2 separate regions of the Mus musculus genome follow, and region 2 is linked to region 1. A link is a loop called in an ENCODE intact Hi-C map of the cell type or tissue named here. Cell type or tissue: left cerebral cortex. All regions are shown on one strand. Each heading gives the region's core, and the rest is flanking DNA. Links, peaks and the distances in the headings are about the cores only.

What was found. Hi-C counts contacts between places; a loop is a spot of excess contacts. Peaks named below come from ENCODE experiments on the same cell type or tissue, not always from the same donor. Only the 100,000 strongest peaks of a DNase experiment are listed, where the experiment ranks them.
Region 2: a loop joins it to region 1, with 2.1 times the contacts of the local background. A loop is called at or near these places in 3 of 42 quality-filtered maps.

Annotation. Positions count from the first base shown.
Region 1 is chr13:111,897,981-111,913,528 of GRCm38, forward strand. No RefSeq gene overlaps it. Among named protein-coding and RNA genes, the nearest start is that of Gm15326, 38 kb to the left of the region's middle. In left cerebral cortex, for the core only: no CTCF peak of the experiment used is centred there; a DNase peak (open chromatin) is centred at 7,086; H3K27ac peaks cover 447 bases.
Region 2 is chr13:112,175,829-112,191,376 of GRCm38, forward strand. It overlaps Gm41063 (a long non-coding RNA gene), which reads left to right and starts at 6,616. Exons shown (of 3, transcript XR_873963.2): 1 at 6,616-6,801; 2 at 9,401-9,461; 3 at 9,607-9,920. Gm33849 (a long non-coding RNA gene) reads left to right here and starts at 10,348. Exons shown (of 3, transcript XR_382922.3): 1 at 10,348-10,518; 2 at 12,637-13,207; 3 at 15,393-15,514. In left cerebral cortex, for the core only: no CTCF peak of the experiment used is centred there; a DNase peak (open chromatin) is centred at 8,295.

The sequences.
Region 1 (15,548 bases), core at 3,256-11,255:
GCTACAGGCCTTTGTGCTAATTATAGAAGTGTGGGATGCAGGTGATACCAGGGAAGATGTAAGGAAAGGAGGTGGAGACATGAATGTGTTGTGTTTACATAAAAGGAACTGTACAGGCAAGTCTCTAGTCTATCAACAATAGATCTCACAGGGAGGAAACATGGGGAGAATTGGGAAGACTTCCATATCTTCACTTTCATGGACATACTTTATATTATATACATAATGATGTTATGTCACACATTTTCAAATGATCCTGTGAGGGTGTTGTTATAGTTGTTGATGGTAGTAGTGTGTGTGTGTGTTGGTGTCTTAATGAAAGCAAATGTAGGCAAAAATTACTATATTGTTCTTATTTATTTTACATAGCCCTTTGGGCCATCTGAGAAGCTCCAGTCTCTCTCCGAGACCACCTGCCTTACTTCTTTGTAGCTTTTTGGGTTGTTTATATGGTTATATCCATGAATACACATCTGCTATCTCCTGGGAGCCAGAGCCAGGGAGCTACGGGCTTCAGTGGCATGGCTTAGACAGCTGGTTTGGCTTTTTTGAAACCTCCTCCTTGCAGGTAGAGAAATATCTGGAGAAAGGATTCAGACTTGCATTGATCCCATTTAAAAACCTAAGTATCCATAGCTCAACAAGAGCAACAAGAAACAAGGATGCGCCAAAGAAAGAAACAGCGCTCTACACCTTCCTCTCTAGGCTGAATTCTTTCCACGTGCAGAAACCAGCAAGGACCACTCCTTTAGGCCACATCTTCTCACAGACAGCCTCTGCTGGTTTCAGAGTGGAAACTGACAAGGGCAAAATGGCGCTGGAGAGGCAAGTGGGGAGAACAGGTTTCCTTTGGGCCCACTTCAGACGGCTTAGTGACTTTTAAAAATCTTTCTCCCAGAGAGCTCCAATCTTATGGGGAACTGAAGAGTCCAATGTTTTGTAGAAAAGCCGTTCATCAAGCTATTTCTGAGGTACAAGCTACGTAAGATCGGCCAACTGTCTGGTTTTGCTTAGTTCACAGACTCTTATGTAGTGTGTGGCTTAAAAGGGACAAGAAGATGAAGTGCCAGTGATCTGTCTTCCCAAGGGTCCCCTTCCTTTAAGCTTGACAGGGATCAACTATCTCTGCTCTCTATTCTCGAGAAGAGGAAAGGAACTGCCAAATTTGTTCAATATTTTCTCACTGAATCCCAGCTCTGCCTTGTTCAACCAGGTCGGCTGTTAGCTGTATGAAGAACTCACACAGAACAATTCATCAATAACATTGATGGGGATGAACATCCACGGATGAAGCTGGGAGTCAGGAGGGCTCACAAGAAGCTGCTTCCATGGTCTAAGCTGATAGTTTTGGATAAATTGTCCAGTCTCTTCTATATCCGCACCCTGTACTTCATATCATTGTTGTGTGGAAACTAGTAGAATTTTGTGAAAGTGGTAGGCTCTCAGAACCAAGGAGGATATAAATAAGAGCTGCCTCTGGACACCGGGGAGCTTCTAAACATGGGACTTTACATTGCTGGCTTTGCTGTTAAACCTGTTCGCTACTGAAGGTAGAGAAGTAAAACAGAGTCTAGAGCTCTAGGACATGACACAGGGGCACAGCCCAGGCAATGGGGGGCAAACACATTTGGAAGAGTGAGTAAGGTCATGGGAGAGAGTGGACATGGAAGCAGGCTCACAGACCAGGGTTTCCTTACCTAGCAAGGCCTGGCAGAGCTACGCTAATATGCCAGGAAGAGGGACTTGAAGGCAAACACTTCCATTTGTTCCTTTCCCTCTGCTGCCTCATATCAAACGCACGGTAAGCAACGATGCTTATACAAGACACTGTTTATGTACACAGCTGCTATTCTCATGTCTTCTTTGACAATAAGAAACTTAGTTTTAATTAGACAGCAGCAGGCTCAGTTTTAGTAAGTGCTTATGATTGTCTGACTCAGTTATATAAATCCATCCAGTGACTGATGCAGAAGTGGTCATGTGATTATTGTTCTGACCCAGAAAGCATAATGGCATTTTACATGGACTTATATAACTTTATGTGTGTGTGTGTATGTATATGTATACCCACACCCACTCAACCCCCATATATATGTATATGTATGTGTATGTGTATGTGTGTGTGTGTGTGTATGTGTATGTGTGTGTATATGTGTATGTGTGTGTATATATATATATATATATATATCTTACATACACAGACATCACATGTTGTGACACACAATGATCCCATATAGCTATCCATGAACCTTAACTTCACCAGTAGCATGCTTTGATCATCAAACTGTGGAATGGCTTACCATGAAGAAGAGACAGAGTAATGACCGAATGGGGCATCTGAGCAAGTGGTTTAGTGATTGTGTGTGTGTGTGTGTGTGTGTGTGTGTGTGGTTATGTATATGTATGTATGTGTGCATACAAAAATGTCATTTCTTAGCTTCTATCTTGTTTGAGGCAAGGTCTCGTGTGGTTTACTGCTGTGTATGCTAGGGTAACTGGCCAGCAAGCTTCCGGGGACTCTCCCATCCCCACCTTTTGTCTTGTCATAGGAGAGTTGGGATTACAGGTACACACTACTGTGACCCTTTCAAAAATCACATTTTATTTATTTATTTATTTATTTATTTATTTATTTATTTATTTATTCTGTGTGTGTATATGAGCATGCCATAGTATATGAATGAAAATCAGAGCAACTTGCAGGAGTAGATTTTGTCCTTCTCCCCTGTGAGTCCTGGAGATAAATGTCAGGTCAGACTTTGTAGCCAGCGTCTTTATCTGCTTATCCATGCCACCATGCCCAGTGTCCAGCTTGATGTGGGTTCTGGAGATCTGGACTCAGGCTCCTTTGCTTGTGCTATCATACTTCACCCATGGAACCGTCCCCTAGATCCAGAATCAGTATTTTCAGAGGACAGGACAAAGCTAGAACAGGAGGGAAAGCGGAGGGGCCTTTTCCTTAGGAGAGACTGAGGACAGGCGTTTGAAGATTGCTGGCCAATCAGTTGCCTCCTCCCATAACTTAAGGATGTTGTCTCCTCAGCAACCTGAAGTGAGTACAAGGTCAATTCTGGACCCCTTTGAAATCCACTGTCAGCTTATGTCTGGATTTGTTTCTAGAAGTCTTTCGTTCAAGTATATAGATCTTGGCATCTCTGTTGTAGGAACTTGGAGAGAATATCCGATTCCATGGCTGCTTCTCTTTCTTGCTGGAAAGAAGTTTTCTCCTGGATGGCATATCAAAAGAAGCCTTGGGAAACAAGGCCTTGAGCTAGAACATTCCACGAGCTGAGAGATGCATGGGCATGCACTCAATAAGAACATGCTCTGAATAGAGAGTGCAGGAAATGAGGCAGGCACATAATGCACAACTCATGGACTAGAACATGCATGAGAATGGGGCATGCATGGGAGGAACATGGATGGGGTAGAACATGCATGGAGCAGAGCAAGCACAGAATAGAAATACATGGAATGGAGCATGCACGGACTATAACATGCACGGGGATGAGAGAGAAATACCGTGGACTCATGTCAGCCATTTGCAAAAGTGATGAACGATTGGGAGAAATATGTACCAAGTTCATCCTGTGGCTTAGATTGGGTCAAGATTCAGGTGCAGTATAAATACACAGGCCTGTAGGTCAAAGTCTGTTGTAGGGGAGCCAGGCATTCATAAGCTTCAAACGCCTGCAAGTGTACAAAGAGTGAAAGACAAGGCAAGTCATTTCTTTTCGGCATGCAATCTACAGAACCCTAAGAACGCATCTGTAACCGCTTATGGCTGGAAGCATGCAGACACCAACTCCGGGAGTCATCTATTCGATGTGTTCCATAACAGCAACGTTGTACTCTACCCTTAGCGAATAATGAGTTATTATACAGCAAAGGAAAGCTTGTTCCAAAGAGCCACTCACTTGTGTTCAGTGACAATAACTTTATTCTTGGATCTTAACCGCCCCCAGTTTTCTTGGACTGTGCTTTCCCCTCCAGATGTTCACAACATCTTACAAAGAGGACTACAAAAGTTATGAAATGAAACTTTGACACTTAAATGCTATTTTGCAATGCATGCTTACTTCTATTTGCAGTACGTATTTTAGTCATATTATATATCATAATGACTGTGCCTCAGGTGCAGGCTATAAGGCTGTGCAGGATTTCTGGGTCCCCAACTGCCGCCCCGAGTTCATTTTTTCCTAGTCTTCATAACAATTGAGAGTCCCTTTAACTCAATTTTCAAAACTGGGGTCCTGGACTGCTTTGATCGTTTGGCTGATAAAATTATTCTCTTATAAGCCTGGAGTACCCAGTTCAGTCCCCTAGAATCCACATAAGATATCTGGGAGTGGTCGTGCTAGTTTATAATCCCAGTGCTGAGAAGGCCTCAGAGACAGGCAGAACCCTGGGGGTCGCTGCTTAGCCCATCCTGTTTTGTCAGGTTCCAGGCGGATGGGAGACCATAGCTCCAAACAAAACAAGGGACTTGAGAAATGATCCTGAAGGTAACCTCCCGCTTACACACACACATAGACATAGACATGGGTATGTGCACACACACACACACACACACACACACACACACACACACACACACACGACACTGACACAGACACACACATGTATACATGCTACCCGATTAAGATAGAACAAATATAAATATACAGTAGAATAAGAGTTCCAAATATGTGCATCTCTAAGGTAGCATGTAATCGTGAAATTCTTTTTTAAATCTAGAGTGGGCTGCCTGAACCTTTTGTGGGTCCTTTCTGCCCCTGAACCCTTACCTCCTCTGCTTATTATTATTATTATTATTATTATTATTATTATTATTATTATTTCCCTCTATTCAGCCATTATAGATTTTTTGGAAGGAGTAGAGCAGAGCTTTGAAAGACAATGGGTAGGTTTCAGGGGTATCTTGACTTTCCTGTGTGATAATCCTTAATTCTCACAAGCAAAGGTGTTGGCTACACAGTCTTGTTCTTCTCTGTTCTGTTATTGTTTAATAGATACTCGATTAAACGGCAGCATAGGCTGTGCAGGGCCTTATCTGTCTTAGAATTCTAGGTTACGGTCCATTACTGAGGAGAGTTAAGGCAGGAACTCGGGCTGCTAGTCATACCACATCCACAGGCAAGAGCGAAGAGAAGCAACCATATAGGTACATACTGCCTGCTTGCTTGTATTGTGGCCTGTCTCCTCCATCTTTGTGGTATGTTTTCCGTGTCTCCCGTGGACTAAGCTATCTCGACTGTCCCAAAATCAAACCTTTCATTGTCATTTCGACACAATTCCGTCCAGGCCACGTAACGAGGAGGACGCCATTAACATAGGTTGATCTGAATCACACCTGTATAGCCCTTCTGCTACCCGAGGCTCAGTTTGAAAGGTGACTTCTTATCATAATGGGACACTTTTAAAATTGGTGTTTATTAGAGAGGATGTCATTATATGTGAAACTCAAATGTAAAGATCATTCCCAGGGCTGGGGATGTGTCTCGGCAGGTGGCTTGCTTCAAATGCATAAAGCCCTGAGCTTGATCCCTAGGACTTAGAGTCTCCTGGGACATTCCTGTAATTCCAGTACTGAAGGAGGTGGAGGCAGGGGGATCGGAAGTCCAAAGTCATTTGAGGCTAGCCTGGGAAATGTAAGAGCTTGTCTAAAAACAAAAACAGTAAACAAACAAAAACCCCCAAACCAACTCTTTGAAGTTGAAAAGAGTTCCTGTTTTATGAAGACAGGAGAACCTGTCAGACAGGGGCCAACAGACTCCAGAGTGCCCAGTGGCTGGATTAAGATAGCCCCCCTCCCCAGCCCCCAATTTCTTCTGCTCCACTAAATTCCATAAAGGGGAATCACAGAACAGTTTAAACCTCTGAGTCGATTCACCCTATAGTTAATACAGCCTGTGTCTTTTCTCTCTGACTCCTACAAATGGCCCTGCACTATCAATCCTACTCCCTTACAGCTCCTCGAGTAAATTCACTCAACAGCGACTTTTTCCATCAGCTGAATTGGAAGTGTTCCTGTGGAGTTTCCTTGCGGGGGGGCGGGGTGGGGGGAGGCAAGAAATCAGTTTCACACAGGTATAATGTCCTGCCTTTCTGAAGACTGGCTGTCTCCCTCCAACAGAACCCAGTTTTGCACAACTAACCCCTCACACCCCACCCTTACCCAGGCTCCCAGGCAATGTGAGGCTCCAGGCAATGCCACCGGTTTCCATACAGCCCAGTGTTCGGGCGCTGCAGCTACCCATTCTAAAGGTGACTGTCTCTCTGTTGTAATTACAAAAGCTGTCCCAGCACTCGGGAGGCAGAGGCAGGTGGATTTCTGAGTTCGAGGCCATCCTGGTCTACAGAGTGAGTTCCAGGTCAGCCAGGGCTATACAGAGAAACCCTATCTTGAAAAATAAAAAACCAAACCAAACCAAAAGCTTAACCGCATAACCTGAAACCTTGCTGGGAAACTGTCTATGGACACAAAGGACACACAGATCCAATCGCTTCAGAACTCGGTCCTTTCCAAGCTTTTTTTTTTTTTTTTCCTCCGAGGCAGGGTTTTTCTGTATAGCCCTGGCTGTCCTGGAACTCACTTTGTAGACCAGGCTGGCCTCGAACTCAGAAATCCGCCTGCCTCTGCCTCCTGAGTGCTGGGATTAAAGGCGTGCACCACCATGCCCGGCTTTTTTTTTTTTTTTTTTTTTTTTTAGGAGTTTTTTGTTTCTGAGTCTCTGGGATGGGAGAAAGAGCAGACCCAGGTTAGCTGATGGCTTGGAGCATGCCCATTGGGAAAGCTGTCGCTGGAGACTCGCACACACACGCTTTAGTATTTAGCTTAGGAAAGCTAGGTAAAAATGACAGCGGTGTTCCAGCTTGGAAACAAGAAAGAGCAGCAGAAGAGAGCATGCCACCGGAGTCCCTTGAAGGAGGTGTCACCCTGAACTCATTCTCCTCTGCTTGCTCACCACCCCCTTGCTCTGAGGGCTGAATACTATAATCACCACGCAGAGAGTGTGGGGAGACGTTTATTTTTAACGCTACCGCCAGCATCCTCACAGCGTGCGAGATCCAATTTTACACTAAGCATCTGCTCAGCGTGTGGCCCTGCTGCCAGCCCAGCTGCTTTCTCCAAAGCTGAGCCGTGCTGAAATTCCTTGTTTTACCCCAACAGAGTATGTGATAGGAAAAACGGAGGAGTTGAAGCGTACACTCCCAGGAGCTGGCTTAACAAATGCCTAACTTGGGGTCCGCCGTTCACCAGGGAGCAGAGAATGAAGACGGCCCAGGAGCTGGGACCCAGCTCTTAGAGACAGCTAAGTCTCTCCCCTCTTTCTAACTAACAGAAGCTGATTTCTGGGGCGGCCAGGAGATCAGCTCAAAGCTCACATTTCTCTTGAGCCCGGCGTGGCCTTGTGACCAAGCTCTGGCTGATTAGAGTGTTCTGTGGGACTTCCAGGAAGACTTCTTAGACTGAGGGGGTGGAGGTGGGCTGATGTTGTCTTTGCTGCTCAGTTTCTCTACTCTGGCCGTAGAACAGATAAGAGGGCAGGCAGCACTCGGGTGTAATACTGCTGGATTCCAGGCCAATTTGCAGAGAAACCCTGTGTCAGTCGAGCTTGTGGCACAGAGGTAGAAGAGACCTTAGGCCTGACAAACTTTGCTGAGTCATGCAAGCGCCAAGCCTTGACCTGCCTACTGGAAGGTTTCCTCCCCTCCCTCTCTGCCTTCCTCCCTCCTTTTCTTTCTTCCTTCTTTCCTGAGAGAAAATACTTTTGTGCGCAGAAGTCACCATTTTTTTTGATTCGCCATCGGGACAGTCATATACAATTTTCTGACTGTTGTATCAATCCGAGGTTTAACATTAACACAGACGCTATTCTAGGTTTTTATAGACACAGGATACAGGAAATAGTACCTGGGATCTAATAAGTATGCATAAAGGCTACCTATTAGCACTACATGGGGGAATTACCATTTTTGCCAATCATCTCTGAGTTTAGACTCTGAGAGAGAAATGACCAATTTTTTTTAATACTTTTTATTAGGTATTTTCCTCATTTACATTTCCAATGCTATCCCAAAAGTCCCCCATACCCTCCCACCCACTCCCCTACCCACCCACTCCCACTTTTTGGCCCTGGCGTTCCCCTGTACTGAGGCATATAAAGTTTGCAAGTCCAATGGGCCTTTCTTTCCAGTGATGGCCGACTAGGCCATCTTTTGATACATATGTAGCTAGAGTCAAGAGCTCCGGGGTACTGGTTAGTTCATATTGTTGTTCCACCTACAGGGTTGCAGATCCCTTTAGCTCCTTGGGTACTTTCTCTACCTCCTCCATTGGGGGCCCTGTGATCCATTCAATAGCTGACTGTGAGCATCCACTTCTGTGTTTGCTAGGCCCTGGCATAGAGAGAGCTCTATCTGGGTCCTTTCAGCAAAATCTTGCTAGTGTATGCAATGGTGTCAGCATTTGGAAGCTGATTATGGGATGGAACCCTGGATATGGCAGGCTCTAGATGGTCCACCCTTTCGACACAGCTCCAAACTTTGTCTCTGTAACTCCTTCCATGGGTGTTTTGTTCCCAGTTCTAAGAAGGGGCAAAGTGTCCACACTTTGGTCTTCATTTTTCTTGAGTTTCATGCGTTTAGCAAATTGTATCTTATATCTTGGGTATCCTAAGTTTCTGGGCTAATATCCACTTATCAGTGAGTACATATTGTGTGAGTTCCTTTGTGATTGGGTTACCTCACTCAGGATGATGCCCTCCAGGTCCATCCATTTGCCCAGGAATTTCATAAATTCATTCTTTTTAATAGCTGAGTAGTACTCCATTGTGTAAATGTACCACATTTTCTGTATCCATTTCTCTGTTGAGGGGCATCTGGGTTCTTTCCAGCTTCTGGCTATTATAAATAAGGCTGCTATGAGCATAGTGGAGCATGTGTCCTTCTTACCGGTTGGAACATCTTCTGGATATATGCCCAGGAAAGGTATTGCAGGATCCTCCGGTAGTACTATATCCAGTTTTCTGAGGAACCGCCAGACTGATTTCCAGAGTGGTTGTACAAGCTTGCAATCCCACCAACAATGGAGGAGTGTTCCTCTTTCTCCACATCCTCACCAGCATCTGTTGTCACCTGAATTTTTGATCTTAGCCATTCTGACTGGTGTGAGGTGGAATCTCAGGGTTGTTTTGATTTGCATTTCCCTGATAATTAAGGATGTTGAACATTTTTTCAGGTGCTTCTCTGCCATTCGGTATTCCTCAGGTGAGAATTCTTTGTTTAGCTCTGAGCCCCATTTTTTAATGGGGTTATTTGATTTTCTGGAGTCTGCCTTCTTGAGTTCTTTATATATATTGGATATTAGTCCCCTATCTGATTTAGGATAGGTAGAAATGACCAAATTTTAATGTGGCTTTGTGCTGGGTTTAAAAGACCTTTATAACTTGTAGTCTAAGCCTGCACGCCCTATTTGATTCTGTGACATTTGAATATGCATTCAGTTGTGTCTTCATCTGTTCCTTCAGGGAACATTTATTCAAGTATCCATTACATATGTGGCACAGCTTACGAGACGGTGGGGTCCTAAGGGAGAAATAAAAGGAAGACCCTGGCTTTGAACTGATGTAGTTGGAAAGGATGTGTAATAGCAATACCAGCATCATCCAAGCCCCTTACTATATGGATTCAGTGTTTTCATTTATTGTTGGTAGCAATTCACTGAAACAGGTGTTTGTAGAGTTTTCCTCGTTATCCTAGTATTGCTAGGAAACCAGCAACTGCTGTAACATTAAGAGTATGTAAAGAAGCTGCCATTTCCCTAAGATGTGTTCAAAGCTCTTGACCTCAAGACAGCAAGCAGAGTAGTCCATCATTTATAAGCAGGGCCCTGCCCTGTGGTGTAGGGCAGCTCTCTGAGTGTGGTCCTGAGACCTGCAGCTGAGCACCCTCTGGGGGAAACTGGAAATCTAACCCCATTGGACTTCTGGAGGGTGGGGTCCTGGACTCTGAATTTTAATATTCTCTCTAGGTGATTTTGTTTAAATATCTATCATAGTTTAAAAACCAGTATGGCAGCTAATGAGTAAGTGAAATTTAACTTTAGCAGGAGGGGTAAGCAGGCACAAACAGATTCAGAACTCAACTGCGGATAAAGTACATGTACAAAGTTTGAGTTAGTTTTCTACTCTTTAAGAAGGCCAGGGAAACAGATATATTATGTATCGTCATTAGTTGCCTATTTGAATATTTGCCGAAGTCTCATTACATTTGACAATGAGCTTTAGGTTTGTTTCCTCATATCCCAGGAATCTTGAGTGTGAGTTATCTCTGATGAGAACTCACAGACAAGTGGGAAGAGAATGAGTTGGAGACCGCCAAAATAAAAGCAAATATGGTAAACTTGAAAGCCGCTCTATAGTGACATACACTTCTCTTTTGCTCGTTTCTGAAGTGTGAAAGCTGGGTGTGTCTGAGTTGTTGGCACGCAAGGTGTGGAACGACAACGTCTTCCTCAGTGGTCCCAGCATTCCCAGCTGGAGCCACCATATCTGCACAGAGCTCTCTTCTGCTCTAAACCCCACATCTCATCCACCCAGGTCTTTGCGCAGGCTGCCAGAAAGTCTGATTTTGAGAGGGGAAATCTTTTATCTTCAAATAAAGAGACACAATTAAGCTAAGAAAAAAAAAAATAAATAGACAACATAAAACCTGCTTGCTCGGTGGGGTCCAGCCCAGGAGCCCTGCTGAGGAGGCTGGAAAGCACCCCCCTTCCCTCCCCCCCCCCCCCACCAAGAGTGAGTTTGATGCACACAGGCAGGCAGGGTTTTGCTGCTGCTCTGAGTTGAACCTGAAAACACTTGGGAAAGGCAAGTCCCGAGGTCCCAGAGAGGTTCCTCTGCTGTGATCTGAAGAGGCTCCTGATGCTTAAGAGCAAGAAAAAAAAATGAGAAATTTCTATCTTTAGCTCACCTTTAAGACATAACGCCAAGTGTAAATGGAGATTTCTGCCATCAGTTTCCTTGTCTGTGGTTTCTATAATGAATTTAAAGTCAATCATAAAATCAAATATCTGGGTGTCACTGAGGGATCGATATTTTGGACTTGCCTGAAAATTTCCATTTCTCTTTTAATTATGTTAAATCTAGTGTTATGCACTTCTTGCCTTCTTTCTTCAAAAGGCAATATATTTTAACTTTCTTCTTCTCTGATTTTTTTTTTTTTTTTTTTTTTTTTTGTCTAAAAGAACACAGGCAAGTGAAACAAGAGTGGCTTTCAAACCCCCTTTCCCTGACCACGAAAGCAAAGGAATTATTTTCACAGGAGGCCCCAGGACTGTAAACGGAGGTCCCAGGAAGTTCTGTCACAGAACCAGGGCCTGGTGTGGTGGCACCTACAGGGTGACCTCACTTCACCTTCATTGCCTCCCAAAGGTCCCAATTGCTATTAGCATGTGACTTTGAGATTAGGTTTCCAACATGAATTCCAGGGGAGGTCTTCAGTCTATGGGCTGTGAAGGAGACTCAGGAGGGGGAAGAAGTTGTTTGTTCTCAGAAAGCTATTTTTCCTTCTCAGACAGGTATGTAGCCTGAGCTGGTTGTAAACTTATAATGTACATGGCCTCCAACACAGGATCCTCCTGCCTCAGCGTGCCAAGTGCTGAGATTTCAGATGTGCACTACCCTGTCCTCCGATAACTTCTCATCAGCTCCTGACCTTAAGAACTGGACGGTGGGTGAGAGACCTGGGCTTTAGCTCTGACTCTGCCATGTACAACTCAGTGAGCTCTAGAAAGTCCCCCCTTCCCCCCAGGCCTCTATTTTTCTTTCTGACAATGAGGTAGTAAGAGTAGCTTTTGCTTTATTAACTTGGATCTGTGCTTTTTGGAACACAGGCAAGAGGATGCCATTCCTCACGGGCATTTTCCACACTGACGATACTAAAATGTTAAGGAGCTGACAGGAAACTGCCCAGGCAGAATCCTAGGTTGTTTATAAAGGACAGGAGTATATCTGGAGGCTACAGTGTTGACACAAAGGGTACCAGTGAGCCCTGCTCAGAGGGCGGGCACCTTCTAGGAGGCTCTGCCTCCATGCCTTAAAAGTGACCAACTAGCCACTTCCCTGTACTGTCACCTTGGTGGAGGTTGGGAGTAGGGTTTTAGTGTGGATTTTGGAAAGACCTTGATACCACAGCAGACCCTTCTGGTTCCTTGGTCTGAGACCAAGCTGATAGGCATCTCACCTGAAAAGGGTTAGGTCCTAGGGTTATGGTGACAGCTCTTTCCTTGGAGGGTGTTCACACACAAAGGCTGTGGAGAGTTATGGGTGACCAACAGAGGGTAGCGTGAGAGAGGACCAACATAAATACAGATCTCCCTGGAAGAGTGGTGTTTTTATAGAAGCATGCGGTTTCATGGTCATAAAGAGCTCTCATGTTCCCCCAGCTCCCGATATTGTATCGGTCCTGTAATTTTCAATTTGTTCCCACCCCACTTTCTACAGAACTATGTGTCCAGTGAGGTTAGGGTCATGCATCATTTGAGTTCACAAATTTTCAAGACTTCTTCCAGCCCAGAATGTTTTGTTTTGTCTTATTTTTATTTATTTTTTTCCTAACAGATACAGATTTTAAAAGTTTGATGGCTGTGTGCTTACCTGATATAATTCTAGAAAGTGATACTGGTTTCTATCTGTCATTGGGGGTGAGCTTCCCTATGCAAATACATCTCTTGAAGTTAAAAAAAAAGTCGTTGGTTTGAATGAAAAACAAAACCAAAAAAAAAAAAAATAGGCAATGAGTTGTACTTATGTACAACATAAAGTTGTACATTGTTTTTGTTTGTTTTTGGTGGAGGTAGGGGAAGGAGAAAGGAGGTTAAAAACCAACTCAGTGAAGGGAAAAGAAGAAGGGAGTTTCAGATCCGAAAGTAGGATCCACCTTGATCCAGAAGCATGAAGCAGAGAGCTAGCTGGGAATTTCTTGAGATTTTGAAATCCTTAAGGCCATACCTCCAAATCTTTCCCAAATAGTTTCACCCACTGGGGACCAAGAATTCAACATGGAGGCCATTCTCATTCAAACCACACACCTGCTTTGTGTGCAGCAATGCAAAGGTTTAAAACAAAACAAAAAAGTTTCCTTAGTTCTTTCTTTTAGCTTTGTTTTTTACCTCTGATAACTTTTCATTGCTATTTCTCAGACATGAAGGCAGCCTGGGGACTGGTCACCATGTGGGATGTGGGTGGTGGTGTGGATCACCCCGGGGTCATACCAAAGATCTCAGAATGGTTATCTCCAGTTGTGTTATGAGAAGTCAAGGTCGGCTCAGATTTATGAGCTCACGTTCATAAACGCTAAGCAAAGAAGCAAGAATGTGAAATCAACTTTGATGCTCTTCTGTGCTAGGGAAACTGTGATCTGGCTCTTGCGAATGCTTTAATACCTTGGTCATGGATGACAGCTACCACCACTGTGAAAAGGGGCACTCAACCTCAGTAAACTGTTTGCCACCAAATGAAAAGGGTAGAGTTCAGTGTCTAGAGTACTTTAGGCCTTGGCTATAAAAACACAAAGCATTTGAGTTTTATTTCAAACTTATATTTTTTAAAAATCCTTTTTAATTTTTTTTGAATGTGTGTGGGGTATCTTGTGAATCAGGGCATTGCAACAAATTCTAGGCTGACATGAAATTCACTATGTAGACCAAGGTGGCCTTGAACTTGCACCCATCCCACTGCCTCTGCCTCCCAACTGCTAGGACTACAGGCACGTATCACCACACCCTGCTGGAAAGTTGCTTTTAAACCCTCTTCTCGAAGGAGTTCGAGTGATGGAGAAATCACGGTCATTTCAACAGTGTGGCTCTCCCCACCCTCATCCCAGGAGCTGGACTGCTACGCTTGGCCAAGAATAAATGCAACTTGGGTTTCAAAACCTTGCCTGGGCAGCTTTTGCTTCTGTGGGCTTTGAAGACTGAGATGTGAAATGTAACAAACCTCAGGAAGCATTTACCAACAGTCGTTTTGGTGTATTAGGCAAGAAATTCTTCATGGCCAGGATTCCCAGAGCCTTCCCTTTCCTTGTCTGAGAGGCCGGAACCACACAGCTTCTGCAGCCCTCTTATCTGCCTAGACAGTCTTTGATCCACCCACCTTAAAGGGAACAGGAACGTGTTTGTTTTCAGGCACTGTCACGCCCTACATGGAAACAGTTTAAGTTGTGTATTAGACACGGCAAATTAAAAACATCTAAAAATAACACCTCAGAAAGGGTTGTTTATCATTTCTTTTGAATAAAATGTGAATTCCGGTTGGGGGGGGGGAACTTGACAAAAATAATCTTGCTGAGGAAACTCCTTTTTTGGCAATTTGAGATTTTTCTATCCTCTCCAATCTCTTCCTGTCCTCTTTGCTGTTGTTCAAAATCATAAACAATATATTGGGATCAATTAAATATATTAAAATCTGGAAACAGTTCAATTTTTGTCCTCTTAGAACTTGCAGATTGACATTAGCTATTTCAACATTGTAGTTTCTTAAGGGGTACAGAGCTTTGGAGTCATCTGTAGGAAGAGATTAATTTTCATTTGTGCTGTAATCATAATATAGAAAGCAAAATATACTCCCTAGGGGAGTTGTTATATATCTAATCATCTCCCCTGGAATGGACAGCATTAGCAAGAGAATCTGAACTTTTAGTTCATTGTTAATTCCTCAATATGTATATATCTAATGATCCATTCTTTAAGAGAGAAACTGTCTGGACTTGTGGAACTTGTGGTGGTTTCGATGAGACTGGCCCTGCTAGGCTCATATGTGTGAAAGCTTGGTCCATAGTTGGTGGAACTGTTTGGGAAGGATTAGGGGCTGTGGCCTTGTTGGAGGAGGTGTGTCACTAGGGGTGGGCTTTGAGGTTTCAGAAGTCCATGCCATTTTCAGTTAGTTCTTTCTTTTTCTGACTCTGGTTGTTCTTAATATGTAAGCTCTTAGCTACCGCTACAATGCTATGCCTGCCAACCTGCTGCAATGCTCCCAGCTATGATGATCATGATTCACCCTCTGAAACTGTAAACAAACTCCCAATTAAATTGTTTTTCTTTTTTTTAAAGAATTTGTTTTGGTCATGTTGCCTTTTTACAGCAATAGAAAAGTAATTAAGACGGAGCTCAATTATACTGGAAATATTTTAATTAATAAGTTTACAGGAATGAAGGAATTGAGTTGAAATATTTCCTATCACTTCTGAAAGTGAATCTAAATTCCAGTTCAAACCATGCGGGAAACATACATTCTCGTTTCTAGAATCTAGAATATCCATGAAGACTCTCATAGTCTAGCTTTGGAACTGGGGCATGAGCCCTTCTCATCATGTGGGCACATTAAAGAACCTCCCAAATCATTTTGATTCGGTTGGACCTAAGCAAAAGTTCAAGTTCTTGTAGTTAAAAATGAGAATGTAAGACCCAGATGAAGGTGAGGAGACTAGAGCTTTTCTGGCTTGTGATGCTCACAATATGACATATCAATATGACAAGCCAAAAG
Region 2 (15,548 bases), core at 3,529-11,528, 280 kb after region 1:
ATCAAAGACTCAATGCAATCTGCAAGAGAAAGCTGTTTGGGCCGAGGGCTTGTACTTCCTGACACTCTGTTGCTTCCACAGCAAGGTTTGTTTGTCAGTTTGTTTGTTTGTTTGTTTTCTTTTGGGTGAGATTGCAGAGGGAGGATGGGGAGATGAGTGGGGTTGGGGTGCATGATGGGAAATTCACAAACATAAATAAAAGGCTTAAAAAACTTTCATCAGATTCAATCTGCTGTGTTGGCTGTGACTTGGTCCTTTTGCTATTCATGCAGGGAACCTGCAGGTGTCCAGTCAGGGAAGTGAACAGAGGTGAGGTGAGAATAAAAACTTCATCAACCTTGATCAGACTTGGGGAGTCTGATGCTTTCATTGTCAGCACATTTAAAACACAGTGCAATTTGGGAAAAAGTTTCCAGACAACTATCATTCCCATTCCAGGTGCACACTAAAGCTTAAGGCATGGCTACCTAGAAACTCTGTTGCAAAGTACATGTGACCACAAGAATGGAGTCTATAGCTACAGGACCTAGAATCTAGTGTGCTCTCTGACTGAAATAGCATAAGGGCCACTGAGCCATAGAGTGCGTGTGACATCATGTGACATCCTCCCTGAGGATGGGTTTTATTCCTTGGGAGCTAGAGAGGAAGCGTCTGGGATAAACATTCTGGGCCTGGGAGATGGTTCAGCAGTAAAGAGCCCTGACTGCTTTCACAGAGGCCTAAGGTTCTATTCCCAGCATCCCCATAACAGCATACAATATTTGTAACTCCAGTTCCAGGGCAATCTGATGTCTTCCAACCTCCACAGGCACCAGGTGTATCCATGGTACATGAGCATACATGTGGGCAAAACATCATACCATAACATTTTAAATTAAAAAAAAAATCTGGCACCAGAGTTCTACATTGTTTCCTTCAGTCGACTTTCGTGGATACACCAGCATCACTAAAGTCCATGGATGGTGTTAAGGTTTTGTATGTTCCATGGATTTTTGGAGAATGTATAAGGACATAGATCACTTTCTATGATACCCTAGGGAACAAAGCAATGTCCTTAAAATTCTTTTACTCCATTTTTCCCTTCCTCCAGCTGCTGGTGACTGTTAACCTTACTGTTTCCACATTTTTGCCCTTTCCAGATTTTTGTCCCATCACAACTGAATGTCTGCTTGTTTCCAAACTGTTGTCCCAATACAATTGTACTTCTCATTTCTTCGGATTATTTTATATTTAGTTATATGAATTTAAGCTTCCCTCATGCATGCCTTTGCAATCTCATCACTCAAAGGCTGAGGTGGGAGGACTTTTGTTCAAAACTAACCTGGGCTACATAGCAAGTTCTACACCAACCCAGGCTACATAAAAAGACTTGTCTCAAAAACTTCCACCATATCTTTCACAGATTAATAGTTCATTTTTAAATACTAAATAGTATCCCATTATTAGATGTTCTGCCAGCTCAGTGATGCCAGAAACATGAATTTCCATCACTTCTGAAATCAACACAAAGTTAACACCACAGACCTACTTGAAGATTCCAGTCCTGGTTTTAGCAGTTTTCAAAAGCCAGTGGTGCCTAGAGTGGAGGTTTCTGTTTGTTCTCTAAGTCTTTGGTTGGGAAATCATTGTGCCAATGGCATTCATAAGACTACCTCAATGCATTTTGTTTTCTAGCACCCTGTGGTTAAGATGTATAATGGTTTCATTCTGCTTATGTGACAAATACAACCAAAAGAAACTTAAAAGGAGATAGGGCTTATTGCAACTTAAAGCTATAGTCTATCTTTGAGAGATGTCAAAGCAAGAACTCAAGCAGAAACTTGAAGGAAAGCCTGCTTATTATTCCACACAATATCATCTTTGCCCAAAAACTCCTTTGTAGTCAGAGAGGTATAACAGGAACCATGGAAGATGCTGCCTGCTAGGTGACTCCTAGGCAAGTTTATTCTCAGCTAGCTTTCTTATACAGCCTAAGACAACCTGCCCAGGGAATGGTACTGCCCACAGTAGGCTAGACACTCCTACATACGTTAACAATCCACCACAGACCTGTCCACAGGCCAAACTGATCTGGGCAACTTCTCTCTCTCTCTCTCTCTCTCTCTCTCTCTCTCTCTCTCTCTCTCTCTCTCAGCTCTAGGTTGTATCAAGTTGATAGTCAAAACTAGATAGACCAAGACATTTTTTGGAAAACATCCTTTAGTTGAGCAGATCTTGGGTACAAATTTCGCAGCCAGTCCCACGACCCAGAGAAAGCTCCACTCCCAGGTGCTCTAACTCCCAGGATCATAGGATCAGAGGGGAGGAGGACACAATATCTGTCCCAACACAGGGAGCAGCAGAGCCCAGGCACGCAGGAACTCCGCCAGACCTACTGATTCCTTCTGGTCTGTTTGGGTCAGTGCCCTGAGCAGATCTTGGGTGCAAACTCTGAAGCCAGTCCCACAACACCCAGAGGAAGCTCCATTCCCAGGTGCTCTAACACACCAAGGATTACAGCACCCCAGGAGCTTGGTCACACCAGGATCTCAGGGACCCAGAGGTAGCTTGATTCCCAGGAGCTCTGACACACCCAGGGTCTCAGGATCACAGGATCCCAGAATCACAGGATCACAGAGACAGCTGAACTCTGAGGAGTTCTGACACAACCAGGAACACAGGAAAGATTAGCTTCAGTCAGATATAGGCAGGGCAAGGAGCACTAGAGATAACCAGACAGCAGGAGGCAAGTGTAAGAACATAAGCAACAGAAACCAAGGTTACTTGGCATCATCAGAACCCAATTCTCCCATCATAGCAAGTCCTGGATACACCATCACACTGGAAAAGCAAGATTCAGATCTAAAAGTCACTTCTCATGATGATGATAAAGGACTTTAAGAAGGACATAAATAACTCCCTTAAAGAAATACAGGAGAACACAGGTAAACAGCTAGAAGCCCTTAAAGAGGAAACACAAAAATCCCTTAAAGAATTACTGGAAATCACAAACAAACAGGTGAAGGAAACTAACAATACCATCCAGAATCTAAAAATGAAAGTAGAAACAATAAAGAAATCACAAAGGGAGACAACCCTGGAGTTAGGAAACCTAGGAGAGAGATCAGGAGTCACAGATGCAAGCATCACCAACAGAATACAAGAGACAGAAGAGAGAATCTCAGGTGCAGAAGATACCAAAGAAAACATTGACACAACAATCAAAGAAAATGCACAAAGCAAAATGTTCCTAACCCAAAACATCCAAGAAATCCAGGACACAATGAGAAGACCAAACCTAAGGATAATAGGTATAAGAGAGCATGAAGATTCCCAACTTAAAGGGCCAGTAAATATCTTCAACAAAGTTATAGAAGAAAACTTCCCTAACCTAAAGAAAAAGGTGCCCATGAGCATACAAAAAGCCTACAGAACTCCAAATAGACTAGACCAGAAAAGAAATTCCTCCCATTACATAATAATCAAAATACCAAATGCATTAAACAAAAAAAGAATTTTAAAAGCAGTAAGGGAAAAAGATAAAGTAACATATAAAGGCAGGCCTATCAGAATTACACCAGACTTCTCACCAGAGACTATGAAAGCTAGAAGATCCTGGGAAGATGTCATACAGACCCTAAGAGAACACAAATGCCAGCCCAGGAGACTATACCCAGCAAAACTCTCAATTACCATAGATGGAGAAAACAAGATATTCCATGACAAAACCAAATTTACACAATATCTTTCCACAAACCCAGCCCTACAAAGGATAATAGATGGAAAATACCAACACAAGGAGTGAAACTATACCCTAGAAAAAGCAAGAAAGTAATCTTTCAACAAACCCACACAAACATAATTCCACCTCTAACAACAAAAATAACAGGAAGTAACAATCACTTTTCCTTAATATTTCTTAATATGAAAACTAACATTACCAACATATCCTAATCAATTGAATTTCAAAAATAGGAGGAATTAGAAATTTGTTGGCTGACATCCCATGATCTATTCAAACAATCTATTCAACATAATATTCACCCTTGATAGTCTTGAATCAGGTTGTCTCGGGGTTCAAATGTATCTGTTCCCTCCAAACCCTCCCTCTATGCACACCAACGCAAATACTTTGGATCTTCTCTGCCAGTCTTTCAGTACAGCTTTTCCATCCTTGTTGAAGCATTGATGGTGTTGTTTGAAATGACCATACCTGAAAACAGAACCTTCAGTAATCTCTTCTGCCTGCCCTGGAACTGACAGGTACTCTGGGCTGCCACCAAGCATTCTCTGGGCTGCCACCATGAATTCATGATGTACCATCTACTGTCAACTGAAAGTCATCTCTTTCAGCTGCTCTGGCAGGGCCACCTGCTATCTGTGCCCCATTTTCTATCAGCTAGCTCTATGACCTTCAGCAGCCAAATCCAAATGACTAGAGGCTTGGTAGCATCCATGCCAAGGTCTCAGCCTCAGTGGGATGTGTTACCATGTTGGTGAACCAAGGATCTCAGCTTTTTTCCGACATGAATTTATACAATCTAAGTTTTAGAAACTTTGAAAAGAAAGAGCAATAAATGACCAATGGTGCTGAATTTTAAGACATAAAAGTACAGTAACTAAGATAATCTGGCCATTGTATAAAAGTAAGAAAATAGATTACACTAGACTAGACTAGACTAGACTAGACTAGACTAGACCAGAACAAGTAAGCTTAGAGATAGATTTATAGACACGTGGGTAACTGACTTCTGGTCAAAACAATTCTGTGGCCAAAATATTTATTTTCAACGATGTATGCTAGAGTAGTTAAATGCTGATGTACAAAACTATGAACTCTGACCCATATCTTGCATAAAATACTAAAATTGACTCAAATGAATTATAGACATAAAGTTGAGATCACCTGTAGGCACCAGAAGCCTACAAAAGAATGCAAGAGAATTCTTTATGACCTTGTGTTAAAACAACAATGTCCTAGATATGACACCAAACATACTGTTCATAAAAGAAAAAAAAGTAACTTGAGCATCAACAAAACTAATCTGCTTCTTTAAGTAACCATTAGAAAGAAAACTTACAGAGCAAAAGAAAATATTTGAAATCATACCTCGTGTCTTATCTCTGATAAAGGACATGAATCAAGAATATAGCAACTGGCAACAGTTCCTGAGCTCAAAAGAAAAATATGCAAATTAACCTCAAGAATGCACAGAGATGTAAATACACAACGCAGCCTACATCTAGCGAGAAGGTCATTATGATTGTCAGTGTGAAGAAGGAGCCCGCCCACCCTCAGCCCCTCAGGTCCACAGCAGCTCCAACGGAAGCAGCAACACAAGCAGCTTGGTCTCTGGGAGAGTGTCCACTCAGCCCGGTCCTTGCATCTCAAAGGAATTAGATGAGAAAAGACATTCAATATCTTTTGTGTCTAGGGTAGTGAGAATTAAAGATATACTTATTAGGATGGCCAAAAGTTATTAAAACAAACTGAATAAAAATGGACAACTGATACTCCTTATAGTATTAGTAAGGTGTTCCAACCACTTCATGAATAAGGTCGGCAATTTCTGGAAAAGTTGAACTTTTATTAAGAAATACTGATACACTCAAATTCTTAACACAGAAGCCAGCAGCTACAAGGTAACCCTTATTTCCATCAGCGAATAAAAGATTAAACGATGGGGCTGGAGAGATGGCTCAGCAGTTAAGAGAACTAGCTGCTATTTCAGGGGGGCCTGGGTTCAATTTCTAGGCTCACACAACAGCTCGCAGATGGCTGTAATTCCAGTTTCAAAGGCTATTCGGAAGTCCTCTTGTGGCCTAGCTATGTGCTACATGTACACACTGCACAGACATACACGGAAGCAATGCACCGGAACACATAAAATAACACTAAACGAATCTTTAAAAAAAAAAAGTTTAAATTAAATTCGCACATCCATTGAAATATTATTTAGTATTCAGAAGAAGCGAAGCCCTGGCCTTCCTGATACTGTATATCAGAACCTTGGGGACTTTGCGAAGGGAAATCACTCACACACACACACACACACACACAAAATCTCATTTATGTGAGTTTTCTAAATAGGCTGATATTGGGACAGAAAGTAGAATGTTGGCTACCAATGGTTGGAAAGAGGATGACGAGGAGAACTGTTTTGCAGGTATCAGATTTTAAGCTAGCAATGTGCAAAGGGTTTTCAAACTGCTTCACAGCAATGTTAACACACATGAATAGAGATAAATGCTGACATAAGGTGGCTAAAATGGTAGCTTTTGTGAGAGAGCAAAGCATTAAGATACCACAGGATAAAGCCATTCCGTTCATATGAACTTATTCACATGAAACATGTTCACATAACACGTGAATAAGAGATTTGTATATGTAGTAGCCAAGCACTCAAAGCAATCCAGGTATCTAGATGGACGGGCTTGAACCTGTGATATAAACGCTAAGGTCTGTTTCTTTCCTCTCCATTCTGGTCATTTGGCTTTCCTTGTGCCTGCATCCCACTGCCTTGGTTATATGGGTATTTGAAGGAGAAACGTCCCTCATAGGCTTGCGCATGCGAACACTTGGTTCAGAGTTGTGGGTGTTGTTTGGTGGCGGTCATGGAAGTTTAGGAGGTGGAGCCTAGCTGGAGGAAGTTCGTCACTGGAAGCGGGGCTTTGAGGGGCTCTAGCCTTTGTCCTACTTCCGGTACTCACTCTCTGTGTGTGAATCAACCGTGATCGGCCAGCTCTTGTTCCTTCCTCGGAGCTTTCCTTGACTGTTGCCTCAACTTACCCACAATGGTGCACACTCATTCCTCTGAAACTGTAAGCTGAAACAGACCCTGTATGAGAACTTTCCCCCATAGCCACACACATCTGAATGCTTAGTCACCGGTTGGTGGTGCTGTTTGGGGATGTTATGGACCCTTTAAGAGGTGGCGCCACACAGTTGAAAGTATGTCACGGGGGGCTTCGAGTTACAGCCTCAACCCACATCCACTCACTTCTCTGCTCTTGGCTTTTGTGCCTTTATCTTGAAGAGGGAAAGAATCTTAAATGTTTACATTAAAAGTACATTGATCTTCCTAGAGTATCCTTCCCCTATCGGCCTACTGAGGAGCTGTCTGATTCCTAGACCTTTGTTATAAGATACATGAACCTGCTACCACGGTTGCAGCTTCAAAGCCACGTTCCGTGGATGCAGTATCTTTGTAGATAAAGATAAGCTTTATCCAAATCCATTTCAGAGGCTGTTGTCACTAAGGAACACCACAAGCCTATGAGATTGATAGATGTGTGTTTATCACAAGCTTGCACAGGCTTGCTTTGACAGTCAGGGCAAGCCTCAAGTCCCTGCTCCTTGTCCCTCCTTCTATCCTTTTCTTAGAGTCTTGCTATGTAATCCAGACTTGCTTTGAACTCATTGATACCCCTCCTTTCTTGGCCTCTCAAGTGCTGGAATCAAATGTCTGCCTCCATGTCCAGCTTTGTCATGTCTCTGGGCTCTCAGCACCATTGGCCTGTAAAAGGGAGTAGTGAGCTGAGACTTGGACCAGTGCAGACACTCCCAATTAAGTTTTTGACTGCCGTTTGTAAGGCTGCAACATCATTATCATTATCCCCTGATTGGTAGAGACCACAGGATAAAACAATGTGTTGTGGTATCAGGGAAGCAAGCCAGGGGGGGGGGGCAAGAAGGGAGCTGTAAACACAGAAAATTAGTCCCTGTGAAGTGAGCTTCCACCCTCCACCTCAACTGTTTTGGACTGTAAGTCAAGCCAAGAGGCAATTGTGTAGAAATGGGGGAGTTTGATGTTGGCTGAAGGTCACCAAAAATAGAAACTCAAGAACGCTCCTGTGTGAGAATTAATGGTGGTGTCCAAAATATTTTAGAAGAGGGTTGTTATCGGAGTCAGTGTTCTTTAACACACCTCCTTCAGCCCATAGGGCCTCAGGTCCTAAGGTCCTGCCCAGCTTCAGCAGTAGCATAGATATAATCAACTCTCACTTTGGGAGAGTCTCCACCCAGTCCATCCTTGGCTTCCCCACAGCAGAGCTGCAGCAATCATCACCGGCCCCTCCTCACTTGACCCACGGTATGGCTGGACAGCTCCAACTACAGAAGAGACACGGAGCCCTCAGTGGATGGGTCTGTACTTTCTGCAGTTTAGCATGGTTTCCTCAGCTCTTCCCAGACGCCATTGTAGACCCGAAGCTTCCCTAAGCATCAGGATGCCTCTACTCTGGCCAGGAGGTTTGCAGACGCTCCCTGTCTTGCTGCCCAGCTCCTACCCCATTGGCGTTTCCATTTCCTCAATTCCAAAGTTAGCCTAAGACAGCTGTACAGTGCTTTGTGGGCGTGCATCACACCGTCTGCGATGGGCATTCTTTGCCCTCAGAATGGCTGGCTGGCTGCTCCAACGGGCTGGGTTTATATCCTGGGCTTCTGATTCTCTCAACAGGATTCATGTCAAGTCTCCTTCCCTCAGGATCTTGGGTAAACCATTCTAGTTTGTCTGCTTTCTTCATCCCACGCGGTCTTTTAAGCAAGAAGCAGGAAACTAGAACATATAACTTTTTAAGAAGAGCAACTTTGATATCTACACACTTTTCATTATAATCACTGTGCTTCACGTTGCAGACACATAGATTTAAGAATACTTTCAACGTACAGAAGGATTGACTGACGTCTCTGTCATGGATGTTCACAATGTCAAATCCCACCTCTCAGCTAGGACCGCCCATGGAGGAAAGCCGTCATGTGAATGCCAAGTGCTGCCCACATCAGTGTGCTGGAAACCCGGGAAAGAGGTGTTGTGGACTTGCTGCCAATGAAGCACACCATCCCGCCATGACGGATGCTTTCCAGTCCATGACCAGTTATACAGAGAGTGGCTGGGACGTGCTCTGAAGCTGTGCTGCTTCTAGAAACAGTGGGCTTAAGAAGTCAGTGGCCATTGTAAGCTGAGGGGGGAAGACCCTGCTGCTTCAGTCGTCTTCATCGGTCTGGTCCAGAGGTGACTCCAAGAGCCTTCTGATGAGGATGCAAGAGAAAAAAAAAAGCCAAATAAAAGTCTCTCCCCTGACTGGCCAAATTGTATTTGGGAGAGGTAGAAATTAAACACAACAAATAAAATATATACTACAATGGATGGTGGAGACTTGCCCATTTTAATTAAAGTTGTCAAGGTAGATCAGACCAGGAAAGTGGAAATCTCCAAAAGAAACCTTCAGGAAATCTCCAAGAGAAGAAGGGAGTTGGGCGAATACGTAGGGACAAAGTATTCTAGGTAGAAGCAAATGCAGAGGCCCTGAAACAGTCCTTTGAGGATGAACGAGGAGACGGAAATGGCATGTGTCCTTACCCCCTGAGCCAGCTCGTTCACCCCTGAATTACATTTTAACCAGAGCCCTTTGTCTTTAGGGCCCAGCATTGCCTGAAGTGGACAGAGACAGGAAGCCGAACAGCTTAAGCAAGTGCTGGGGTAAGATGGCAGACAGACGGGATCACAGCCGCTCAGACCGGAGTCAGACCTGGTTAGAGCGAATCATCAGTGGAGGAAGGGGGCGGGGGCGGGGGAGGAAGGGGAGGGGGAGGGGCGGCTTACTGGGAGGTTTTCTCTCTTCCAGTCCAGTGAGAATTTCAGATGGACATTTTCTTGTGAATAGCCGTCTCTTCTTAATAGCATGATCCTCTGATGAAGAGAACTGGAGACCCAACATTTGCCCTGGTGACTGCAGTGTCTCATGTCCAGGATAGAGCTGATAAATGCTGCCTGCACATCGAGATCACCAGAGATACTTGCAAAGCACCGATGCCCAGTCTTGTCTCAGGGATTCTATTTCACCTAGGGTCAGGCTGTGAGTAGGAATTTTAGACCCCTCTCACCAATAGTTCTAATATTTCTCTAGAACTAAAAATAAATTGCTAACAACAGCCCCTAACCTGTCTAGCACCCCCCCACACAAATACAGTGATTTTACATTGAGACTTGGAGCAATGAAAACACATGAAGCGGTCAGTGGAACAGCTGGGCGGGAGCACTCCGAGCAAGGGCGATAGCCATTCGAAAGAGGTGATAGTCAGAGAAGTACTGTTGGTACAAACACACCAGCAGCCTCTGTAGCCGTTTACAATTGTAGGTGGGGATCACGCGCAAGTGTGATGTGCTACGCTAATAGTGTGCCCTTCAGTTCACTTACTAGAATCCTGACACCTGATGGGAAAGTATTGGAAAATCCGCCCCCCCCCCCCCTCTCCTCTCCTCTCCTGCCATGTGGGGACTTGTACTAGCCACCTGCAATTCATCAGAAGGCTGTGGCTGGAAGTCCCAGCCTTCAGAGCTGTGAGAGGTCTGCCCAGCCAATGGTCATTTGTTATATAGCAGCTTGAGCTGGCAGGTACCTGATGCCATAGTCACTCACTGCCTTCCTACAGGCCAGGGCATGTGAAACATCAGTGGAAGGAAGCATCAGCTAGAACTGTCAAGAGATCACCAAAGGGAGAGTTCAGAGCCACACAAGTGAAGCTGGCATCCCCAGGTAAGTGTGGTCTTCTTGTACATGACATGCTGTGATTGAAGCTAGGTTCCTCCACACTTCAGCCTCTTCTCAAAGACTGCTCGTGAGTATGACGCCAGTTTCACTGCACTTCAGACATCGAACAGAGCAGGGTGTTGAAGCTGACAAAGAAAAACATGTTCATCTTTAACACTGGCTTCATTCGGTGCCTGTCTCAGTTTAGGGCGATGCTGTGATGAAACACCATGACTAAAAGCAGCTTGGGGAAGAAACGGGTTTATTCAGTTTATACTTCCACATTACTGTTCATCACTGAAGGAAGTCAGGACAGGAACTCAAACAGGGCCAGAACCTGGAGACAGGAGCTGGTGCAGAGGCCACTGATGGACGGTGCTGCTGACTGGCTTGCTCCTCGTGGCTTGCTCAGCATATTTTCTTCCTTATAGAACCTGGGCCCAGGGATGGCACCACTCACAATGGGCTGGGTCTTTGCACATAAATTACTAAATAAGACAATGCTCTACCAGCTTGTGCTCAGACCTACAGTATGCAAGCATTTTCTCAACTGAGGCTCCCTCCTCTCCAAAGACTCTAGCTTGTGTCAAGTTGACGTAAAACCAGCCGGCACAGTAGCCAAAGAGATGGGAAATAACATGCTAACAAAAAGTCAGATTTGACCTTCAGATTATTAAAAATCATTTAGAAAAAAAAATGAACTCTGTTATATTTTCTTACATCTTCCATAGAGGAGTGGCTGCAGTCACCGTTTTCACTCATATATGTCCTTGGAACAGAGCACGTCATTTTTAGGGTCTGAAAATCACTGAAAGGAAGACCCCAGACTCAGATAGTACGCAAAAGCAAAGAGCAGTGATTCTTAGAAGAACTCTATTATCCCTAGTTTCTGCCCTTGATTTCTGGTGTTTAACCCAATGGGAACATTAGTGGAGATGGGACTAAACAGATCCTCTTTCTTAGTTAGAGCCACAGCATGGTTTTTTTCCAAAGAACCTCCCCCACCCCACGCTGTATTTCTGTTTTCCCTTTCTGCTGCTGACAAAACTGCCTGCCAGGAAGTTGTCTGTCTTTTGCATGCCTCATGGCAGTGCAGCTAGAAATAGAAATTAGAATGACTTCAAATCTCGCATGGTGATGTTTTCCCTCCAACTACATATGGTGCCAGCAGGCAGAGCAGAGGGAGAGGGAGTCGTTAAAATAACACAAATGTGAGATCACTCTCCAATGTATCCTCACTTGAATTTCTCCTCATCTCTGAAATGGATTATTTGAATTAAATCATCCTATTATAAGACTTTCCCCATCCCCCACCCCCACCCCTAACCAGAAATGTAACAGAGATTGATTTTCAAATCAAGACTTAAATTCACGACCATAGGCAGAGCTTAGAATTGTTCAGCGCGACTCAGAAAAGTCACTGGTGCCAGTTCTGTGAACTCGCGCTTGGGTTAATATGATATCCATCCATGAAGCTCACGCCGTCGGTGGTGTGGGTGTGTCACATAGCTAATGTGTGTTGAAGTTTGTGTCTCCAGCTACACATATGAAGGCACTCACTTCTAAGCCGGGGGGGGGGGGGGGGGGTGGTGGATATGATATTAATGGGGCTGCTTTCAATGGAAGATAATCTCAAAGTAACTTTCTCTTTTGGAGGTAGTAGAAAGAGAAAGCTTCATCTTTTAATTTAGCGAATATGTGAGTGCCTATTCTAAAAGAGGGCAGCACTAGAAACTTTAAACACAGTCAATGGAACATGCTTTCTGCCTTGAATAACCTACCTGAGCTGTTTTTAACTCAGGAGTTAGGGCGACTGACACTGTGGTCTGACCCAACTTCCCCAGAGTCAGGGGCCTCTGGATTCTTGTCTCTCAGATTCAAAGGACAGATCCATGGACTGATGAGTTTGGAAAGAAAGTTCCCAGTTCTTAGAACTTACAAGAAAGCAAGCAGAGCTCCTACAAAGCAGGAACAAGTCCTGGGAGATGGGGCTTTTTATAGACATTTAGTGGAAACTCCGTGACACATAGGGAAGGCTATGAGCTGGGCAGCTCAGCGACACAGCCATGGGTTGTCTAGGGCCCTCCTCTCAGCTCTGGCCTTATGCTTGCATATTGCTTCCAGGAGAAACCGAGATAAGGAGAAACCAGAAACCTCCTGCCTGGCATCCTGGCTTCCAGCCAGGGCACAACCAAAGACATTTTGGTTGAAATATTTCTGGCATCCCTAGCCGTTGTCAAGGACAGAACTTCCAACAGCCTCGGGACATTTCTGGCTTTTAGCCTCGTAAGACTGTTTACTCTCCGGGCTCTTTACCCTGAAACTGCCCAGCCAGTTTCTGTCACCTGCTTCCATCAATAATCATGTGTTTGGAGCTTCCTGTACATTTTAGAATGATCGGCACCCGAGAGATACTAAAGGAATCGTGTCCCTGACTTGAAGCAACATGAAAAAAAGATTCTTGCACCGTTAACCAAAGTTTAAGTTAACTTGTATTTGAAGCTGGTGGAACCGTGGGATGCCGGTAACATCCTCTTGACATAAGGATGACACGGATCCTCACACCACAGCCAAGCTCTCAGCTTCAGTGAACAGAAGAGAGCGCCCGCCCGAGTTTCGGACTGTTGCTGCAGAAGGAGCCACTGCTGCAGGAAGCTTTTCAAATCCCAGTTGTATTCTTAGTTTCTCTCTCAAGGTAATGACAAACAATATGCTCACGGCTGCTCCCCAATCTAGATGGTCACAGTCACTGAATGTGAGTCTTTGTATGTTTTGGTGTCACTCGGACAGATTATTAAAAAGGCAGACACAAATGATGTCTGAGCCTGGGGCCCACAGTCAATCCTCCCCCGTGTACCTTCTTGTGCCAGGCTCTTTCCTGCGTATAGTTCATTGAGCTATAGCTCAGAGGAGGTGCCCGGGCATAGTACGGACCTTGTAAATCAAGTGAGTGCACTTTAGAAAACTGCACAATCTGTTTGGAAACAATTCCCGTAAGCTCTGGCCTTGGGGAGGGATCCATTAGTGAAGGCCAAATGGTGTTCTGCTTATGTCATGTCTGTTAGCTACCCTTGACCGTATCTAAGTCTTAACTACATCTAAGTGTGGTTGGTTTGCCTCTCCCCCACCCCCACCTTCCATTCCCTCAGTACCCCACCTGCTCACCCTCCTGCTCTCTCCCTTCTCTACTCAACCAAAAACACTTGAAAGACCAAAAAAAAAAATACAGCCTGAAACCTAGAGTTTCAGTCAGCCAATATTCTATGTAGTCACCTGCTAAGGTTGAGGGTGACTGACTGTGGGTGCCCACAGAGCTACCCACCTCCAACACCATCAGCTTTCTAGTGGAAAATTCCTGGGCACGGAAGGGTCAGCTTCCAGACAAGAAACCACCCAGATATGCTTCCCTGGGCACAAAGACCTTGGTGTTCAGCCAACCACTGCTCTTAGAAGTGGGGGCTTTTATGTCCGTGTCTGTCACGTTTGCATCTGAAGCAGCTCTTTACTGCAAGGTTGATTTTTTTTTTCTCCAAGGCCAGTCCCCCACCCTCCCATCTTTGGAGGAATGTGTTAATAATTTGCCCCGGGGAGATGAAAGTCTCTTTGATACAAGTAGAATAAACACACGGCACATTGCTCAAAGGTCTCATCTCTACCCTGGGAGTACTTCTAGGGGCTGAAACAAAACTGAGTAAAATGGTCCGTCTTATTTCTGAATTACTCTCCATCCCTCATTTGCTCCCGTGCCTCCTCCCTGACTTGTGCAGCTGGACAGTATCCATCGTAACTGCAGGAAGCTGCAGCCCATAAGGGCCATGGCCAATACTTGTGGTAAATACCTTTAACCTACATCAGACCTGAATGGCCCCTGCCGTGTGAGTGGGATTGCACTGGGTGGGACGAGGATCACCTAGACACCGAGTTGAAGCAGGCTTCCTGAGACAATAATACATCAGGGTGGAAGGGAACCGTTTAGTTTGACATTTCATTTCATGGATAACTTCCTGGCTATACATCTTCCAAATCCTGGCCTGGTCTCTCCCTAAGCTACTATAGTCCCTATATCCCAAAGGGCAGAGAAATCAATGAAGGTCCCTTATAACATTGCTTCTCCTTCTCTCTTTCTTTTCTCTCTCTCTCTCTAAACTTTTTTATTAGATATATTCTTTATTTACATTTCAGATGTTATCCCCTTTCCTGGTTTCCCTTTCTGAAAACCCCCTATCCCCTCTCCCCTCTCCCTGCTCACCAACCTACCCACTCCTGCTTCCTGGCCCTGGCATTCCCCTACACTGGGGCAGAGAGCCTTCACAGGACCAAGGGCCTCTCCTCCCATTGAGACCGACAAGTTAACCTCTTTTTCTGTCCCTACCACTACTGTGAAATACACTTCTTCCCAACCAACGCTAAGTAGCATTCCCGGGTCCCTGGGGCCCTTTAGGGATACAAGTGGTGGCTTGGATTGCTTGGTCTACCCTGCAGGATGTTCTCTCGCCAATATGGAAAGCCCCCATCCGATACCCAACGACCCTGCTAGCCTGCAGGCATCCAGCACACGGCAGATGAATGTGCTGCCTCGCTCAGTCTGCTCACAATTCACCGTTCACCTGCACACCCCCAAGGCAGGCTGGAAATACACGATCACGGGTGACAGTCCCACACGAGCACGGGTGACAGTCCCATAGCTTGCTCCCTTTACATTTGAGCCTCTTCCAAGTTCCATTTTGACAGCCACTTGCTGGTAAAGTTGATTAATCCAAAAGACTTCCTCTTGGACGGTCCGTAGACTGGCAGCCAAGTTCAGGGGCCAGGATGTGTTCTCCACCTCACTTGACCTTGTGATGAGACTCCAGCTCACTCTCCTTTACCTTTCTATACAGGAATAAAGTGAACGCGAGCCATTCAAAGATCCAGTTTCAGCCTGGTAAGCCAAAGGTCACTGTTTCATTTATTTCCCAAAACTCGAAATATGACAGTATAATGTACTTTCCCTCCAAACTGTGTGGGTTTGATGTTCATTATCTTAGAATTCATAA